4 separate regions of the Homo sapiens genome follow, and all the other regions are linked to region 3. A link is an interaction called in ENCODE POLR2A ChIA-PET data of the cell type or tissue named here. Cell type or tissue: HepG2. All regions are shown on one strand. Region 1 overlaps TTC6 (tetratricopeptide repeat domain 6). Region 2 overlaps TTC6 (tetratricopeptide repeat domain 6). Region 3 has its middle 37 kb from the start of LINC00517. Region 4 overlaps TTC6 (tetratricopeptide repeat domain 6).

The links. ChIA-PET counts read pairs that join two places held together with the same protein. Peaks named below come from ENCODE experiments on the same cell type or tissue, not always from the same donor. Only the 100,000 strongest peaks of a DNase experiment are listed, where the experiment ranks them.
Region 1: POLR2A ChIA-PET joins it to region 3 with 17 read pairs; 4 of 35 experiments call an interaction of 5 or more read pairs at or near these places.
Region 2: POLR2A ChIA-PET joins it to region 3 with 80 read pairs; 6 of 35 experiments call an interaction of 5 or more read pairs at or near these places.
Region 4: POLR2A ChIA-PET joins it to region 3 with 10 read pairs; 4 of 35 experiments call an interaction of 5 or more read pairs at or near these places.

What each region holds. Positions count from the first base shown.
Region 1 is chr14:37,695,637-37,700,636 of GRCh38, forward strand. TTC6 (tetratricopeptide repeat domain 6) reads left to right here. Exons shown (of 33, transcript NM_001310135.5): 6 at 1,081-1,199. Among named protein-coding and RNA genes, the nearest start is that of TTC6, 100 kb to the left of the region's middle. In HepG2, no CTCF peak of the experiment used is centred here; DNase peaks (open chromatin) are centred at 2,035, 3,555 and 3,815.
Region 2 is chr14:37,709,601-37,714,600 of GRCh38, forward strand. All of the region lies in intron 7 of TTC6 (tetratricopeptide repeat domain 6), which reads left to right. Among named protein-coding and RNA genes, the nearest start is that of TTC6, 120 kb to the left of the region's middle. In HepG2, a CTCF peak has its summit at 19 (motif pointing right); DNase peaks (open chromatin) are centred at 11, 2,591 and 3,528.
Region 3 is chr14:37,862,714-37,867,713 of GRCh38, forward strand. No RefSeq gene overlaps it. Among named protein-coding and RNA genes, the nearest start is that of LINC00517, 37 kb to the right of the region's middle. In HepG2, a CTCF peak has its summit at 2,446; DNase peaks (open chromatin) are centred at 1,692, 2,508 and 3,622; H3K4me3 peaks cover 1,608 bases.
Region 4 is chr14:37,720,178-37,725,177 of GRCh38, forward strand. It overlaps TTC6 (tetratricopeptide repeat domain 6), which reads left to right. Exons shown (of 33, transcript NM_001310135.5): 9 at 4,721-4,825. Among named protein-coding and RNA genes, the nearest start is that of TTC6, 130 kb to the left of the region's middle. In HepG2, no CTCF peak of the experiment used is centred here; a DNase peak (open chromatin) is centred at 1,994.

The DNA of each region.
Region 1 (5,000 bases), 170 kb before region 3:
GCCACTGCACCCGGCCAGTCAGTAATAATTTAACTGTATATTTAAAAATAACTGAAAGAGTATAATTGGATTGTTTGTAACACAAAGGAAAAATGCTCAAGGGAATGGATACTCCATTTTCCATGATGTAATTATTATGCATTACATGCCTGTATGAAAACACTTCATGTACCCCATGAATATATATACCTTCTATGTACCCACAAAAATTAAGAATTAAAAAAAGATTTGATTAGTCAGATCTCAGATGAAATTTAATTAGGATAGCCTTAGGATCCACAAAGTAAGTGCATAGATATGGGATGACGAGATTTAGTAGCAAATGTGAAAAACTTCAGTGTTTTTCCTGGAAATACCATACAGGAAATTCAGATTACCAAGATGGTTAGGTGGAATGCTCTGTATTCATTGAACTTTCTTTATTCTTCATTACTTCATCACCCAAGAAGTTGCAATAGCTCCTTCTTTACTACTGTATCAAACCTAAACCCTACCTAACATAAAAAAATTAACTTCCTTTTATCTGGCTACCTTCTACTTATTCAACCATAGCTTTTCCCAAGGAGGGCCTCCCTGATTTCTTCCTTAAATCTAATCTCAAAAAAATATAGAGAAACCCACAGAGAAAATATCTTTACATGAGTGATTACCATGAATTCTGCATAAGTTTATTCTGATAAACTGATCAAAACAAAAATATAAAGCACTAAAGTTTTTTTTAGCTTGTGGTTGTAACCAGCAGTCATGCCAAACTTTAAGGAAATAAGGGCAAGTTTTATTACAAATACCAATAAAGAAGAGTGCACTTATGGAGGGAAAATATATTTATTCTTCAATAATTTTAAGGTAATAAAAATGTTGTAAATAAACATGATACTAATATTTTTATTGTTATATAGGTATATATGTAAAATTTAGGAATGGATTTAGAGGAAACTATCAATTTACTTTTAGCATTCTGTTATAACATATACATAGAAATCTGGAGTTTAAATATTAGGTGACTCGCTAAATATGAGAGAAAGATCTAACTCTCATGTTACATCTTCTCTTAACAGCACACTTTATATTTTCTTAAAGGCAAAATCACCAGAATTCTTGCAAATCGAAGGAAAAGAAATTAAGCGAATGCGGAAACGTAAATCACTGAGACCAAGAAAGTCTTCAAAACCTCTTTGTGATAAAAAACTACATAAAAAGTAATTTTCTTAAATTTATAATTTTTCTATTGGGAGAGGAGTTATTCAGTAGCATAGAGACATGAAAATACATTTTTAAAAAAGAAAACTAAATGTTTTAGAAATTCATATATGAGACCTAAGTTAAACCTTCTCACAGGAAAAGTTGGTGGCAGATTTTACAGTTAGTGCTATACTTTATGCTTTTTTCTTTTTCTGTTTTTGACAAATGTACTTACTTTCATGATGTAACAATAGCTGGAAAAAATAACTGTTTGTGAGACTGAAGAAAATTAAATGTTAGCATGTTAGATTTGATATTTTTGGTCATTGTAATGCCTGATTTGGATCAATTGCTTATTATATTGGTTAATTTTTTTATGATAAAATAAAAAACAAGCCAACACAAAATGTGCATAAGCCATCTGCTTGGTAATTTAGATGGCATTATTTTTCTCTACCATTAATATCATGCTTCATCCTCACATCCATAATTTTAATGGAGTTTCTCGTTACACAGGAATACAACCACAATTTTAAATAATAGTGTGGAAATGCAATTTAGATTATGATTTACATTTTGCTAGTCACCTTGTTGAAACTCTGATTTTCTCCTTATTTCACCACTAAGTTTTTATGGGTTAGTTTCTTCTAGATTCTTCTTCATTTAACTCTTAATGGGGGTTTGAAGAAGCTTTAATTATTAGCTTTTGTTGTTGCTTAGGGAACTAACTGAAAGGTATGCTGGACATGGAAGACAGCCTTTTTATGGCCAGCTCAAACTTTGTAAATGGATATTACTCACAATTTAGTAGCTGAGAATAGACTCATGGGAAAAGAATTCCAAAGTTTATGAAACAGTCAAATTGGCATTTAAGTGACCCTGTACATACCATTGCTTATCTGCATTGCTTTAAGCTCATTTAGTTAGCAAGATTATGTATTAAAACAAATAGTCACAGCAGACAACAAGTATTTTACCTTCAATAAATAGTTACTGTCAGATTATCAATGAAGCAGAAACTTCTTGATTTTTTTTTCTAAAAAACCTTGCATTTAGTGCATTAAGCAGAGTAGTATGGCCACACACAGAGTCAGAGTCTTTTCTTTTTTATGTCTTAGTGTTTCAAAGAATGACAAATAGTCCTGTTTAAGAAGAGTGTGCTATAAAAACACACAGCCTTTCCTGAGCATGCCAAAAATATTTGTAGATCTTGTTGATATATATATATTACTGCTTTAATTCATTAAAACAAAAATTAGAAATTTTCATTAGTGAGAAATAGAATGAGATGCAGAGGAATAAAAGTCTGATTTTTTAAAAATTATATAATAAAAGAGAATCTTAGGAAAATGTTTCTGAAAGTCTTTTATTTACTGTTCCTTTTTCTTTAATCAATTTTCAACCTAAATTTTCTCACTAGCCCTCAAATTAAATTGTATTCTTGGGAATTCAAACATCTATTGCAGCATATTGTTATTTAGGTAAATAACCAAGGGAAATTTATTTGCTTAATGTTAGTAGACTATAATGGGTGCATGGGAATTCAGATTGGTTGTGATGCTTTTTAAAGAAAATATAAAAATCAGTAATGTAATCTCAAACACATTCCACTAGCCAGGACCTGTCTCAGGTAGAATGATGGTGTAGGTGAGCTTGACATCAGAGCACACCTTTTTTTTCCCCTCTATTTTAAAAGCCCTTTGTTAGGAGCCCAGAGTACCTGGGAGTCCTGGCTTTCTGGACACCCCCTTTCACTCCTCCAGTTAGGCCTGTTTGTCTCAGGCATTTCTAAATGTTTAGACTTACCTCTCTTTTCCTCTTTCACATGAACACATTTCATATCCTATTTTTGTTAGGCCCTATGCTCTTTTGGAAATGCCATAGACCACTCTCTATTAATGATTCAATAGTGTCCATATGGGGCCTGGCAATGGGTCAGGTGCTGTGTAGTACAAAATAATAGTAACAACCTTAAAAATAAACCATTTCTTGAGATATTTCTGCAGGCTGGGAATTACACATCTTCTATTTTTATCAGTTCTTATAAAGGCAAGGGTTAGGGATTTTTATCCTCATTTATCAGAAGACTTTTAAAGAAGTCAGTAATACAGTTGGCAAGTGTTAGAACCAAGATCCTGATCCAGGCCCAGCCAACTCCAAAGTCTATATTCTTTACACCATGCTAATCTCTGAATCAGTGCCAGCCATATTGAGTGGTCAGTGGACAGACCAGCATTAACCCTCTAGATAAAGGTTAAAATGGGTGACACAAGAGTAGAGCAACTTACAAAAAGAGACAGTTTGTAAAAAAGAAAAAAAGATAAACTTGGCAGAGAAGTCTGTCCTTGAGGTCTTGTTTGAAGAATATTTAGACATGGACAAAAGAGTAGACAGCACTGTATCCATAACTGAAGGGACTGACAGATGTAGCCCTATGATTTGTCCTGGAAACTGATGAGAATAGCTAACTTCTGCCATGTGAGAGACACTGTTCTAAATGCATTCACTCTTCTTTCTTAAAGCAACTGTATCCAGGACAAAGTATAAAGAAATTAATTGACTTGCTTATGACCAAGTGAGAATTGTAAACAGTGTTTGAACCCAGGCAGTCTGACTCCAGAGTCTGTACTCTTAATCACTATGCTAGAAGTAAGTCCAAAGTCTAGGAGCCTTGAAACATAGAGAAAGGAAGTTAGCCAAATGCAGTAAGCAACAACCAATCAATTTGCTGGGTAAGGGAGCACTTAAAGGAGATCAATCTGGTAGAATTTTGCAGAGGGGAATAGACAGAGGCTGCCGTGCTCAACCCAACTGGTGAACGACTGCCTGCGCAGGCTGAGGTGATGAAGGGTATGCTGGCAGTGAGGATGGAGAAGGAACACACCTGAGCAACCCTGTGCGGGGGAGAAACTCAGTTTTGCATTGGATGTGCAGGTGAAAGAGAGAGGGGTCAAAGATGTTTTCTATCTTCAAAAGGAGGAATCTAGTTGAGGTAGTGATATTAGAGGTAAGATTTGGGAGCTCTCAGCACAGAGGTAATAGCTGAAACACTAAAGATGATTTTTCCAATGTACAAAGAGAAGTTCAAACCTCAGAAGCCACACCCAGTTTGGAAACTGGAGAAGGAAAACCAATGGCTAAGTCATATTATGATGAATTTGAGAGGTAGATGGAAATCTGGGATATTGCAGCTTTAAAGGCCCATGAAGGAAGAGCAATTTCAACAAGTTATTCATATTCTCAGCTGTGTTTTGGGGGTCAGAAGAGAACATGACCTAAAGATCTAAAGCTGATTGGATTGGATTTGATTTGATGAAAAGAAGGTCATTTGGTTGTATAAGCTTTAGTAGGAAGGTAGGGATGGAGTACTTCTGGAGAAGGGCCACTTCCACCCAGAAGTCACTAATAGGCAAGAAATGTGGCCAATAGCCAGTAATGTTGTGTTTGGATGCCAGGGCTTACCCACTAATTTTGTGACCTACCCAAAATAAGGATAATTATACCTCCAATACAGCTTCGTTGTGGGAATTAGAGAAAATGTGTGTAGAGGACCTAGCACAGAATCTGGCATATAGTAGGTGCTCAATAATTATTTGTTGATTGGATTACAGGTGGCACTGGGGATTAAGAAAGGAGATTTTTGGCTAGGCGCAGTGGCTCACGCCTGTAATCCCAGCACTTTGGGAGGCCAAGGCAGGCAGATTACTTGAGGTCAGGAGTCTGAGACCAGCCTTGCCAACATTGGGAAACCCCATCTCTACTAAAACCACAAACATTAGCTGGGCGTGGTGGTACGGGCCTGTAGTCCCAGCTACTCA
Region 2 (5,000 bases), 150 kb before region 3:
CAGTATCATTCCACCAGATGTCACTGTTTGCATGTAGCAATGAAGTTACGATGATTACAAATACAATTTTCCCCTTCCCAATCATGTTTTGTAAAAAAAAAAAAAAAAAAAAAAATTATATAGTTATACACTTACTCTTCTATAGACTGATTTTATCAAGACTGTATTTTCTGATCTTTTTAAAACATACATAATATTCATATGCCTCTGCTGCAGATTTCAAAGAAAAAAATTATAAAGGACTAAAGAAAGCTATTTGTAGATTAATATTTTCAAGAAGATGAAAACCTAAAGCTTTTTCCAGACCTTGGCATCTGCTTTTTAAACAACATTCTCTGTAAGTTAATGTTTTTCAAATTGTGGATTGCGACCCAGTGAGTGGGTTGTGAAATCAGTTTAGCGATTTGCTATGAGCACTTTAAAAAATGGTATCTAGAATAGAACCATTGCATGTGAGATTGACTTTGATGAAACTTTTGTATGTGAGCACTCTTCAAATTTCCCTGTATACATCTTCTATGGGTTACCTAAGAGTGACTGTGAGCAACATCCTGTGAAGCCTCTCTCAGGCTTTTGTATACCAAAGAGCAAGATAAATTTGTTAAGGAAGAGATAGTGAAGCTGTGATGGAGAACCTCTCTGTTGGGGTCATACCAAGGTAGGGGAAGATTGTTGGAGGGAGATCCCTTCTCCATGCTTCACAAGATGTAGCTCACAGTCACCTTTATGTAACTCATAGAAGATGTGTGCAGAGATTTTTTCAGAGTACTCACAGCTTAGAACAAATGTTTTCCAAACTTCTTTAACAGCATCATACAATCACAAATATATTTCTCTCTCTGGCCTCATGGGAGACCAATATTGACCCAAAAGGAGGTTCAACTTTCACTCTGAGAGAGGTGGGCTTGTTTCCTTCATTCAACTCCCTCAATGATCATAAACAATAATGGTTGTAATATCAATCACTTTCTTAGCATATTCTGTGTACAAGCCTCTTCACATACATGATTTCTAAGACATTTGACTCTGAAAAACTCAATCACTGTTGCCATTTGTAAATGAGGAAACAGACTGAAGAGGAAACATAGCACAGTGAGGGGCCCAAATTCTGTTTTTTAACCTCATTCCAAAGGCTCACTCTTTCCACTATATCAGTGATTTTTAGTCTTCCTTGAGGATAAGAGTCATCTGGGTTGTTTCATAAGTGTATCAATTCCCAGGATCTATCGCAAACCTACTGAATTAGAATCTTCAGAGAAGGGGTCTGGGAAGGTGTAGATTTGATTTCATCCCAGGATATTCTTATGATTAGGCTGTTTTAGGAAAGATTGAGTACCTTAGTGGTTTTCCATCTTCAGAGTGCACAGAATCACCTTCAGGGCTGGCTATAACACAGATAGCTAGGCCTCAGCTCCTGAGTTTCTGACTCATTAGGTCTGTGTTGGGGCTCAATAACTTACATTCCTAACAAGTTGTTATATGATACTAATGATGCTCGATAGGGAATACACTTTGAGAACTACCCAGCATCTCCTGCCTTACCAATGATTCTGCTTCCCAGGGCAGAGTCTGGGGCTGGCTTTGGCTGTGAGACTTTTCTTACTCAGCCAAAATTCAACAATATTTATTTAGTACCTACTCCATTCAAATTTTTGGGAGACAGAAAATGAGTAAGTCTCACTTTTTCTCCCAAACAAGCCTATGCTCTACTGTGAAAAAGGCATACGGAATAGAATGCAGTATATTGTGTAATGAAAGAGCAGATCAAATGCAACAGGGAAACCAGGGAGTCAGACATGAATCTGGGCTGGGTAGAGGAGGATTTGTAAAGGTCTCGTGGAGGAATTGAGATCTGAAGGTCTTGCTCTCATCATTCTCCATTTCCATAGCCACTCATTACTATAATGGCCTGTTGATTTTGCCTGTTTCCCCTATTGCTCCTGGAGTAATCCCAGCACATAAGGCATTTTTTTTGCATTGCAAATGTAGCTTGGGTGGAAGGTTGGGGGAAGGAAGCAGAGTTGGCAAAGCAGATGGTGCCCAGACTGTGAAAGACCCTTACTGCCAGGGTCAGGAGCTTGGGTTGTATATACTGTGTGTGTAGTCAGTGAGATGTTTGCAGAGGGGGTGACTGATAACAACAGTTGCAGGGATATGTGGCTTGGATTGAAGGAGGGAGGGTCTGGAGGTAAGGGACCAGCAAAGATGATATCACAGGACTCAGTTGAGAGAAGATACAGTGAACAGGAGAGACATCATGGAGGGAGAATGAACAGAAATAGTCATTACTGTTGGGAGTGAGGAAGAGATTGGTGATGAAGAGATTTTCAGTCTGAACCACTGAGATAGTGGTGTTTTTCAAAGAGAACTCTAGAAAGGGTTCGTTCTTTTCTCTGGACAAAAAGAAGGAAGCAGGGAAAATCCGGATAAAAATTTCCAGGTAAGTGCTTCATCTTTGTCATACAGGAGCATAAAGGCTAACCTTAGGTATGCCTTTCCACCAAGGCCCCCATTCATGTCTACCAGAGCTATGCACTTTAGAATGTCCGATGACCTTCACTTTCTTCCAACCAATCCATATTTCTGTTTATTTAGCGTGTTTTTGGAATGTGAAAGAGCAAAAGACAATAAGTTGTAAATGACTTTTACTATCCTGTTTCTGGCATAGAGCCAGAGAAAAGTAGAGCAGTGCTTCTAGATAACTTCTTAGTCACTGCTCTCCTCATCACCATCTCCCTCTCCTCCCAACCTATCTTAGAAATACTTATTGATCCTGATGTCTGTATTCACTTGGCTCATTTTCTTAGTCCCTAGACCTTCCCCTGTTCTTTTGTTTTCCTGGATACACTGGAATTCAGCTTCGGAAAACAGAAACATCTTGTATTTGTCTGTTCATATGCTGCTAATCAAGACAGACCCAAGACTGGGTAATTTATAAAAGAAGGAGGCTTAATTGACTCACAGTTCTGCAGGGCTGATGAGGCCTCAGGAAACTTACAATCATGGTGGAAGGAGAAGCAAACATGTCCTTCTTCACATGGTGGCAGCAAGGAGAAATGATGGACAAAAGGGGGAAAAGCCCCTTATGAAACCATCAGCTCTTGTGATAAATCACTCACATCACGAGAACAGCACTATGGGGTAACCACTCCCGTAATTCAATTACCTCCCACCGGGTCCCTCCCACAACACATGGGCATTATGGGAACTACAATTCAAGATGAGATTTGGGTGGGGACACAGCCAAACTGTATCACAGCTTTAGCTATTTTAAGCAAAAAGGGACTTAGTAATGGGAATTTGGTGTTTTAAAATCAATGAGAGGGTTAGAAAAATGGGGCATTAGGTAGGGAGATCTCCCAGGGATGATTCACAGAGCATGTTTAACTGGCTGCCTAGGGTGCTGCTGTTCCTGACACAGGAAGGCGGCAAATCTGGAAGCCAGCACTGGCAACATACCACCTTAACTGAGATTCAGGGATTAAGTAGCTTTTACTGTCACAGCTTTGGACTCTGGAGCCACACTGTGTCTGTTTGACATGCTCACTGGCAAAAAACAAACCAGTAAAAAACACAACTCACAAAGTCATAACTGGAACACTGCTACAGAAGAACTCAACATTGTCATGACTGTACTTGCCAACAGAAACATTAGAACCTTCTGCCTTCTAATTGCATTTGGTTGGTGGATTCCAAATAATATCTAGAACATTGGCTTCTGGAACCTCCACCCCGAGTTAAAACAACTGTGCCTCAGCCTCCTGAGTAGCTGGGACTACAGGTGTGTGCCACTACACCCAGCTAACTTTTGTATTTTAGTAGAGACGAGGTTTTGCTATGTTGGCTAGGCTGGTCTTGAACTCCTGGCCTCAAGTGATCTGCCTGCCTCAGCCTCCCAAAGTGCTGGGATTACAGGCATGAACCACCATGCCTGGCCAAGAGAGTTTTACCTCTCCATCCTTGGCAGTTCAGGAAAGCACATTAGAAGGAGGATGGAATGGGTGTTAAGTGGCAGTGGTATTCACCTTGCTGGGAGTAGAGTTTTAACCTCTCTTTGAATTCAGGTATTTTAGTAGGTAAGATAGGAAGCTTTTATTCATGACTCTACTCTGACAAAGCCATATCTTCTTCAGCCTGCCTCTGAGTGGGTCTACTTCTTAACAGCAGGTATCATGGGATTTGAGGATTTCAGTATATTATTAAACAACTGAAATCAGTTGGGTTTTTGTATGCTTAGTTTTCACATTTGGTAACTCGTAATGTGTTTCTTCCTATAATAGTATATCAATAAGTTAGAGGGAACAGTAGCTTTAAATGCTTCAATGTGAAATTGATATATCTATATTATGTATGTGGCACATGACTGTGTATATATTCTTAGATATTTTGTCTTTATGTTCATTTTATATTTATTTTACAGTTAAGTGTTATAATACAAAAGTTAATGTATTTTTAAGCCAGTCTGTAGGTCAGTAATTAATGACACATTTACTTTCAAATTTTGATTTATCTCATCTGTTTAGCTTAATCTTTTATTGATAAGTTTTGTTCCATATATATTCTCATGTATATGTAGCTTGTAGCCTAGAAGAAAGACTTGATGCCTACACAGTTTTCTGTTCATCTCAGCAAGAAGGGAGAACCATAATGTGAGAAGGTACTTCTGCTTAGGCTGATGCTTTGCCCCACCCAAGAAATGAAACTTTGTGTGTATGTGTGAGCTTGGAATGGGGAGTAGGTGAGAGATCAGAAGGTAAAGAAGTTTTTTTTTTTTTAACCTCTTTTGCAACTAGACTTTCATAGGGTGAATTTATTATTCCAGTATAATGAAACAAAACCATCATAAATATTACTACTAAAATGTATTAAGAACCAGATATTAGCATTTTTGGATTATTTCTCATTTTGGATTATCTGACTTCTACACAATCTCTGTTTAGTGCAGATGTCAAATGTCCATGTGTTTATTTCAGTGGAGTTATGAAATGAGGGCAAACACC
Region 3 (5,000 bases):
TCATGATTTCCATTACTTTATGATCTGAAAATCAGATTCCTTGATCTGGCACCCTTGGCCCTCCGTTTCCTGACTATCCCACTTTCTGACCACATTTTCCACTATTTCCTATACATCATTGCCCAGGCACATGGAACCATCTACTTTCTTTAAAATGTAGGTCCAATGTTTTTTTCCTCCTCAATATCATCACTCACACTGTTTCTCCTTGAGAATGCCTTCTGCACCATCTTTGCGTGTACTACTTTTTTTTTTTTTATTATACTTTAAGTTCTAGGGTACATGTGCATATTGTGCAGGTTAGTTACATATGTATACATGTGCCATGCTGGTGCGCTGCACCCACTGACTCGTCATCTAGCATTAGGTATATCTCCCACTGCTATCCCTCCCCCCTCCCCCCACCCCACAACAGTCCCCAGAGTGTGATATTCCCCTTCCTGTGTCCATGTGATCTCATTGTTCAATTCCCACCTATGAGTGAGAATATGCGGTGTTTGGTTTTTTGTTCTTGCAATAGTTTACTGACAATAATGATTTCCAATTTCATCCATGTCCCTACAAAGGACATGAACTCATCATTTTTTATGGCTGCATAGTATTCCATGGTGTATATGTGCCACATTTTCTTAATCCAGTCTATCATTGTTGGACATTTGGGTTGGTTCCAAGTCTTTGCTATTGTGAATAATGCCGCAATAAACATACATGTGCATGTGTCTTTATAGCAGCATGATTTATAGTCCTTTGGGTATATACCCAGTAATGGGATGACTGGGTCAAATGGTATTTCCAGTTCTAGATCCCTGAGGAATCGCCACACTGACTTCCACAATGGTTGAACTAGTTTACAGTCCCACCAACAGTGTAAAAGTGTTCCTATTTCTCCACATCCTCTCCAGCACCTGTTGTTTCCTGACTTTTTAATGATTGCCATTCTAACTGGTGTGAGATGGTATCTCATTGTGGTTTTGATTTGCATTTCTCTGATGGCCAGTGATGATGAGCATTTTTTCATGTGTTTTTTGGCTGCATAAATGTCTTCTTTTGAGAAGTGTCTGTTCATGTCCTTCGCCCACTTTTTGATGGAATCCTGAGCTCCTACCCAAAATCTTTTTAATTCCACAATTTGGAGATCATCTCTCTTCCTCACCAAGAACCAAATGCAGGTTTGATCTTTAACTATATGATGAAACTTTTTTTAACCTGTATTATAGATCCGTCTATTAATACTTATTGTTAGTGATTACGGTAAGCTTTTTAGTGGAAGGACCTGTGTTTATTTTTGTTTTGCAAAGCATTTAACCCAGTGCTTTGGAGTATAAATATTTGTTGAGTGAGTGAATGAATGAAATGCCTGACTACAACCCTAGCCACCAAATCTTTGAGTTCATCTACTAATGCTTGTTCCCTGGGCTATACAAGACAGAGGTAAAGGCTGGTGGTCCTGTTTACAATATAGGCATTTACTTTTGGTTCTTGCCTTCATCGTGGCTGTGAGGCTTTAGAGTCTCACAGTAAGCTCAGGGGGGTCGCTGGGTACCATGTCAGTGGGCTTCATGAACAAACCCTGGCTGCCGTTATGTCAGCAGCTGCCATCTGTTCCTCTCAAGCTCTGCCTTCCTTTGGTGACTTCTGTGTTGCTGATTAAAGCCACTTGGGGGACCTCACTAATGCTCACCCCTCCTATGGGTCTCCTCTACTGATCTCATCATGGGGCTGACTCCACAGGTAAGCAGTACTTGGTACTTGTTCCTAGGAAGTCAGGGAAGAGGGGAAAGAGGCGCCGGATTGCCGCTTTTCACCTCATCAACTATGGGATCCTGCCTTTTGGCTGCTTTCATTGATCCTTTTATTCTCTATGGATTTTTGTTATGAGATCTTTGTGTTCACAATGAGGAGTCCTAAAAATAAAAAAGATGTCGATGTCATCCATTTAAGTAATCTGTACAGCATTTTAGAAGCAACCAAAATATTCTGTGACAAGCGTTTTCATTAAAATACATCCAATGTGAGAGGCTTACTATAAACTATGCAAAGTATTGTGGTCTTCTAACGGGTGCAAACATGGCATCCTCATAATCACTCTCTTTTGCAGTTTGAGCCTATTGTTTTTTGTCCTTCCTGCACTGAATAGGAGCCACCTTTGTCACCTCTGGAAACTTTGGCTTTAGGGCAGCCCCAAGACTGATTGAGGTGAATATGGTTGTCCCTCCAGTATCTGGATTGAGCAAGTGAAATATCTCTCTGGGGGCGGAGGAGTGCCTGCCTGCAGGGACAGGGTAGGACGGGGGACAGGGGAAGGGTATCCACGTCTGCAGCCAGGCCAGCACAACAAGGCCTTGTTTCTCCTCCACTGCAAAAAGACTGGATGCTTCACTGTTTTGTACTTCATTTCCTTTGAGCTGCTGCCCTCTCTCCTCCTCTGCCAAGTGCATGAGTTTGGCAGGGAGGTTGGCAAGCATTTCACAAGACGGTAAAGGTTAAGGTACAGTGGAGGTTGTTTAGTGCAGAATTGTAAATATTTGTTAAAAGGTTTGTGGAGCTGCTTCTTTTGATACCTCTAATCCACCGAGACAGAAATAACTTCAAAGCCATGCCTAGTCTGACTTGGTCCTCAACCAAAGGAAAAAATCAGCTACTGCTAAAATATGTTTTCACTCACAGCCAGGCAGCCTGCCTTAGCAGGCGTCCTGAAGGATGAATCATAGTTTAATTGTCTTTGGGCACTTGCACATCTGCTTAGGATCGTCAACAGGGCAGGAGCTGAGCTGCATGAATAAATGTGAAGAAGCCTTTAGTTTACACGGTTCCATGCTGTCAACAGCAGAACGAGAAGTCCGTTCAGAAGGATGGGCTGAGCCAGCTCGCCTGCCCACACAGAAGGAAGGCTTCCCAGTGTGCTACTTGGAATGTAGGGAGAACAGCATTTCTCTACAATTTGGGGCTTCTCCAGGGATTTCAGAGTAAGGATTTCCAAATCATCTCATGAGACCTGAGTATCTGAGTTCTTAGGTGGAAAACAGGAGAGGGAATTGGAAGTTATTGCACAATTGCAGGTGGGTTTTAAGAATTTTGGTAGTTTTAAAAATTACTACAAACTTCTGTGGACAATTACTGTTGAATCCAATTCCTTTATTTTCTTCCATTTCCAAAGTATACTCTTATTTTTATCTCATAGGATTTCATTTGTTCCCCAAAGCAATAAAGAACAGACAAGAGTGAGTAGTATTCTGGGTGTCATCTATAGGGAGAAAATTGGTTACATAAACTTGATTTAACAGTTGAAGAGGCTTTAGAACTTTGCAAGGCCTCTGGACTGAGGTTGGCTTATTTCTCAGTCAATGCTTCGTGGCTTTGAGGTTGAGATTTGAGGCCTGACCACAGTCTTCCTACTACTCTTAACTAGAAGTTTGTAGTATGCATTTTCATGCAAGCAAGAGCTGACTCTACTGCATAAAGTGAAAATTGTTGGTTACATCCAAACCCTTGGATCATTTTTCTGATAGATAATGGGCCTTACCTGCTCACTGCAAGAATTCCTACAGCAGTGGGTCACGGCTTGCCACATTTTAGAATCAGAGAGCAGTAAAGAGGCAGGAATGCCTTTGCCTGCCACCAGAACTTCCAATTCTATTGGTCTGGGATGGCTCACAGGCAGGAAATAATGTTTAATGCTCCCACGTGATTCTATTGTAAAGCTAGGGTTGAGGATCTGTGTTCTGTGTTAGGTGACTGCCCAGAGCAGAGAGATAAAACAACGCCCCATCCTCTCCATATTTTCTGATTTGTTTCCTATTTTGGCAAAGAGTGAAGATGGCAGAGGAGAGAAAATATTGTCATGATCTGTGGCCTGAGAGTTCATTTTTTTCCCCAAACAATAATTTTGGGGAAAAAAATTTCCCCCAAAAATAATTTTGTGTGCCTGTTCCTAGCCCTATGAAGATAACAAAAAAATACAAAAATTAATAAGGAAGCAGTGTTTGCTGAGTGAAATAAGTCGGGGCATTTAGAGACCTGGGTTAAGAATCTTGACTCTTAAACTCTCAAACTTTGTGATATAGGGCCAGGAATTTGACTTTTCTTCAACCTTGGTTTATTCCTCTTATAAAAAGTGAATAATGATGTATATCTCGTAGTGTTATTATGAGAGTTAAAATGATGATAAATATAACATCTAGCACCTATGCACTCAATAACAACTATTCTAATATGGTTGAGTTGGCAACAAAAACTGTTACTGAGAATCCATGAAATTTTATTAAGAAGTGAATTTTATGGTTCAGTAATAATTTCCAAAATAATTCATTCAGTAATTTATTTACAAAATCTTTATTGAGTCAGTATTATGTACTAGCAAATGTGCTGGGGATATGGGACCAGGCACAGTCTCTAGACTGATGGGGCTTACAGTCTAGTGGGTAAGTTAGAATAGAGAAGAAGGAAAGGGAAATAATGGTGTCAAGACTTTTACCTGAAAAGGTTGAATTCTTTTCTATTTGACTAAGAAACGCATCTACTGAGAACACCTATTTTGTAGGCAAGCTGAACGGTTAGATACCCAAGTTATGTTATTACTGTGTAACTAACCATCCCAAAACTTAGTGGCTTATAACAAACATTTTGCATTATCTCTCATGGTTCTAGGGGTTGATGGGGACTCACTCAGCTGGGCTGTCCTCAGGATTTCTCACACACTTGCAGGCAAGTGGTGGCTGGGGCTAGAGTCATTGGAAGTCTCTGCTGGGTTCACTGACATGGCTTGCATGTGCTGCTTGCTGCTGGCTGGGAGCATGGGTGGGGCTGTCAACCAAGATGCCCGCATGAATCTTGGGCTTCTCACAACACAATGAGTGTTCCAAGAATGGGCGCATTCAGAGAGACCTAGGTGGAAGCATCATGGATTATTATGACCTTCAGCTTTGGAAACCACAGCATCTCACTTCTATCACTTAACACATTAACAGATGGCCCCAGATTGAAGGGGTAAGGGATACCCA
Region 4 (5,000 bases), 140 kb before region 3:
AACACCAAATGCCAATAAGGAAGTGGAGGAGAAATAGGATCATTGATATATTGTTTTTGGGAAGGTAAAATGGTACAGCCCTCTAGAAAGCAGTTTGGTAATTAGAAAAAAACCCAAAGTATGCATGCAGTTCTGTAAGATAAAGTGTCTGTCCAGGCATGCATACAACCCAGCAATTGCATGCCTGGGCGCTTACCTTACAGAAATGAAAATTTATAATTACATTATAATTTGTACACAAAATTCATCACAGCTTTATTAATAGAAGCCAAACTCTCTGTGGGCTTCTCACAGTGTACCCATTGCCAGAGTAAACTGCAGCCTTGAACCATTGCTCAGCCTCCTTACCCATGAGCTATGAACACTGAAGCAGGTTGCACAGTGAAAAAAAAAAAAAAAAAACTCAAACAGGAAACACTCTGGATAACCTTCAGTGGGTTAAGAAAACTGTGGTACATCCACAGATGGAATACTAATCACCAATAAAAAGGAATTAACTATTCATACATGCGATAACAATGAATCTTAAGAGAATTGGGCTGAAAAATCCAATTCTAAAAGATTACATACTGTGTAATTTCATTATATAACTTCCTCGAAATGACAAAATTATACAAATAAAGAATAGAATAGTGGTTTCCAGGTTTTCAGGATGGGGGTTAGGATGAGTATGACTTTAAAGGACAAGATGGATCACTTGTGATGATGGAAATGTTTTGTAGCTTGACTGTTTCATGTCAACATGTTGTTTATGATATGGTACTATGGTTTTGCCTGATGTTGTCTTTGGGCTAAACTGGATAAAGGGAAGATGGGATATCTTTGTATTATTTCTTAAAACTGCCTGTGAATCTACAATTATCTCAAAATAAAAATCCTAATAAAGAAATTATGGTCAGTGGAACAGAAAAAAAAAAAAGAAAAATAAGAAAAAAAATGTAGCCTCAGTTAAAAAGATAATTGTTACATGATGATTTGTACAATAAAAAAGCTTGTTGCAATTGAAATCTGAAACTGTATTGATGACTTTCATACTTTATTATGTTAAAATCTATTGTTTTATCTTGTACTTTGAATGGCTCTTTTACTCATGGATTATTTCAAATAACATCACACATTGGTTATTTGGAAAATACTCTTCAGTTATTTAACTCTTCAAATGTTGACACATTTCAGTATAATACACAATATCAAAATAGCTTATTTTTAAAATTGTCAGAAAAGTTCTTTAGCATTGGGAACCTTGCAAAATCATGGTAAGGGACACATGTTTTCCAAAATTCTAATTTTTGTTCAAAAGCTCAGTTTTTTTCAGTGTCACAAATACACTCGGGTGTTTTATTTGAAGTGACCAGTTTGCTTCATCCCTTTTCAAGAAAAATCTTGCCATATACCCAACTCTCAATAAACATGGTTTGATGTTTGTTTTCTTAAATGAAAATGGAGGCTAGTTCAGTTCACAACTCAAACAATAGCACACATGCATTTCCTCCAAACCGCCATCATACTTCACCATGGCCACGGATATATTTTGTTTGTATTTCTCATTTAATCACATTAAATATTAAGATGTGTGGAGATTGAATAAAATTAAAATTTTTCCTTCTTTCTGGTGGGCATTTTTAAGGTGCTGCTGTCTTGATTCATGCTTTGGCACTGTGAGTTTCACCATATATATATATATATATATATATATATATGTATATATACACACACACATATATACACATGTATATATGTATATATATATACATATATATATATTTTTTCCCCCTCAGTGCAAATGTTAACATAGTGAAAAAGGCAAATAATCTCCCCCAGGGTCTCAGACTACATTTTGAAAACTGATATTCTGCCTTAGGTTTCATTTAAATGAAATTTACCTTGACCCTGAAACTAATTTGCATGTCTCTTTCCCTTAGTGAACAGAATACTCTGACCTTGGGTCATCAGTATGAACAAGAGTTATTGCATCAGCTCGTAGTATGCATCATGGCCTTAGGAGGTATGCAGGAACTGTTAAACACAAATTAACCCAGGATGCAGAGTTAATCATTCAGTTTGCTATGCAACAGCCATTGTCCTTTCAAGTTCTGGCAGCTACTACCCCTGTTGCTTCTAATATTTTCCTAGGACTCTTCTCAGAAAGTTCTGAGCATTGCTGTGGGAACCAATTTACCATGGTTAGTCTTATTTACTAGTTTAATTTAATAAATTCTCTCCTGAAGGTGCATCTGTACTTTCCCTTGAGAGCAGACCTTCAGGGCTCGAGTGATCCTCCCACTTCAGCCTCCTGAGTAGCTAGGACTACAGGCACATGCCATTACACCTGGCTAATTTTTAAATTTTTTTGTAGGGTCTTACTATGTTGCTCAAGCTGGTCTTGAACTCCTGGCCTCAAATGGTCCTCCAGCCTTGGCCTCCCAAAGTTCTGGGACAGGTGTGAGCCACCACACCCAGCCATGATGTTTCTCTGATTTGATTCGATTATGTGATTTTTGGAGGAAGACCACTGAGTTAAAAAGTGCCATTTTCATCAGGTATCGGGTATATACTATCGACATGATTTATTAATGTTGATGTTAACCTCGATCACCTGGCTAGGTAGTGTTTACCAGGTTTCTTCATTTAAAGTCTGTCTTTTTTTCCCCTTTCCATATTATTCAGAAGAAAGTCACCATACACAGCCACACCTAAGAAGTGGGGGGTTATGCTCCACCTCTTTGAGGGTAGAGTGTCTACAAAAATTTATTAGAACTCTTCTATATAGGAAGTGTGTCTATTCTTCTCATTCATTTATTTACTCAGTCATTTATTTATATCAGTATGATTTGTGAATATTTACGTTATACTTTGAGTTGTAATACAGTACTACATTATTATTATTAGTTTTGATAAAATTATTTGATCTTTGGCCATTGGGAACTCCTTCAGATGGCTTCTATGTCTCTTTTGACACCCTATCATTGTGGGATTTTTTTTAGAACACTTTCTTAATTTTTGGCAGTATTAGATATTCTAGGTTCATCTTGCATATTTCCTGCCCCAGTCCTAGAATCAGCCATTTCAACAAGGAGCCCTGGGTCTCTTTATTGGGGAATATAATTAAAAACTAAGATCCAGGCAGTAGGTGTGTTTGTTTCTACTGGGCATTGTTGCTTCTAGGTCTTGTCAGCTGTCAAAGCAAGGAAATATATGTGTGTACACAAACTTGTATAAATAAATACATGTATCTATACATATTTCTATATGTAAACATCTGTATCTATAGTAAGCTAAATATGAGTTCTTACTGATGCATCCAACTCTAATCTACCTCATGGGTCATTCTAGTTTCCTTCCTTTTTTTCTACTGCACTTCTACTCCAGCAGTGACAAACCAGGCTTCCATAATTCTCCCTCAATTTATTAAATTTTTCAGTGCCAGTGCACGTGCATAGAAGTATCAGAATTGTTAATTCATAATCCTGTGGGATACAACTTTATTACCTACTGTATAATGCTATGTGCACAGTTCCTTTTGCCTTTGGTTTTATGTACACATTTCCAAAGTAACTTTTCCTCCCACCCCCTTGGGTGAGATTGTTTCATACGTTTGTAATACAGTTAGATTGTTTTATGACATTCTGCATTCCATCGTGGGATTCCTCCTGACCTCCTAAATGATTTTAAAAAATTCATATTAAAGGAGAGATCACGCATATTTAGGGTGGTATGGCTGTAGGCATAAATTTACATTACATTAAAATTCACCCCTTGTGCTTCAAAGTTCAATGGGTTTTTAAAAATGTATAATGTCATGTAGCCACAATTCCAGATCATACAGAAGAGTTTCACATCCCTAAAAAAAAATCTCCTAGGCCTGATTAATTTTTATTTGGAAAAGAAATACAGAAACCACACTAGCAAACACCTGAGAATATGTTAGTAAGATTTTGGAAATGTTAACATTTTGTCATACTTGTTTCATGTTTTTTAAAATAAAAATTTAAAAATTATTAAATTAAGGCCTTTTGTACTTCTTAATTCCATTTCTCTTCCTCCCTACCCAGCAGTTACTGGTACAATTATAGTAGTTTTTCCAGTCCATGAGTTTATACTTTACTAGATGTATTCGTGAGCCTAACCAATAAATAATACATTTTTTGTGTTTTCTGGATACATTTATATAAATGACATAGTTTTATATGATTCTTTCTAAAACTTGCTTATTTTCTTCTCAATACCATGCTTCTAAGATCCATCTCTAGATCATAATTTTTGTGTTTTAGTGTGTTTTATAGTGTTTATGAGTATACCACATTTTATTTATGTTACTCTATTAATGGACATTTAGATTTGGTTTAATTTTTTATTTCATATGCTCTGTGAATATCCCATACTCATCTCCCCATGCATGTGTGCAAGAATTTGCCTACACTATATAGCTGGAAGTTAAATTCCAGGAAGATGTGGCACGTACACTTTCTACTCTACTAGATATGGCCAATTGGCCTCCAGCGTGTTCTACAAATTTCCCCAAGTCCTTAGCATCAGTTGGTAATGCAGACTTTTACATTTTTGCTAACCTGATGGCTGTAAAAAAATTCTTATCCATATTTTCAGAAGCTGTGGAACCAAAAATTCTCAGCAACTAAAAATAATTTTGACAGGAGATTGAGTTTTTACTCTCAAGGCCATTTCTTACCATTTCTAATAACCTTTTATGTTATTTTCAAAGATGTATGCTTATCCAGAATTCACGAAGTTGTTTTGGAATACAGCTGCACCTAAATTCTCTGTTCCAGAATCTGTCATGAAGGAAACTCTATATCCAAAATATGAGGTAACATACCGAATGGGTTTTCTCTATTATTGTTGTTGTTATTATTTAATAAATAAATTGTATAATTGGCTATGACATTCAATTTTACTGGCCATTTATGTAAATTACCAGTTATTGCCATAATTAGGATTAATTGGATGTCACTACAGAAGTTATTTATATATGTAAATAATTG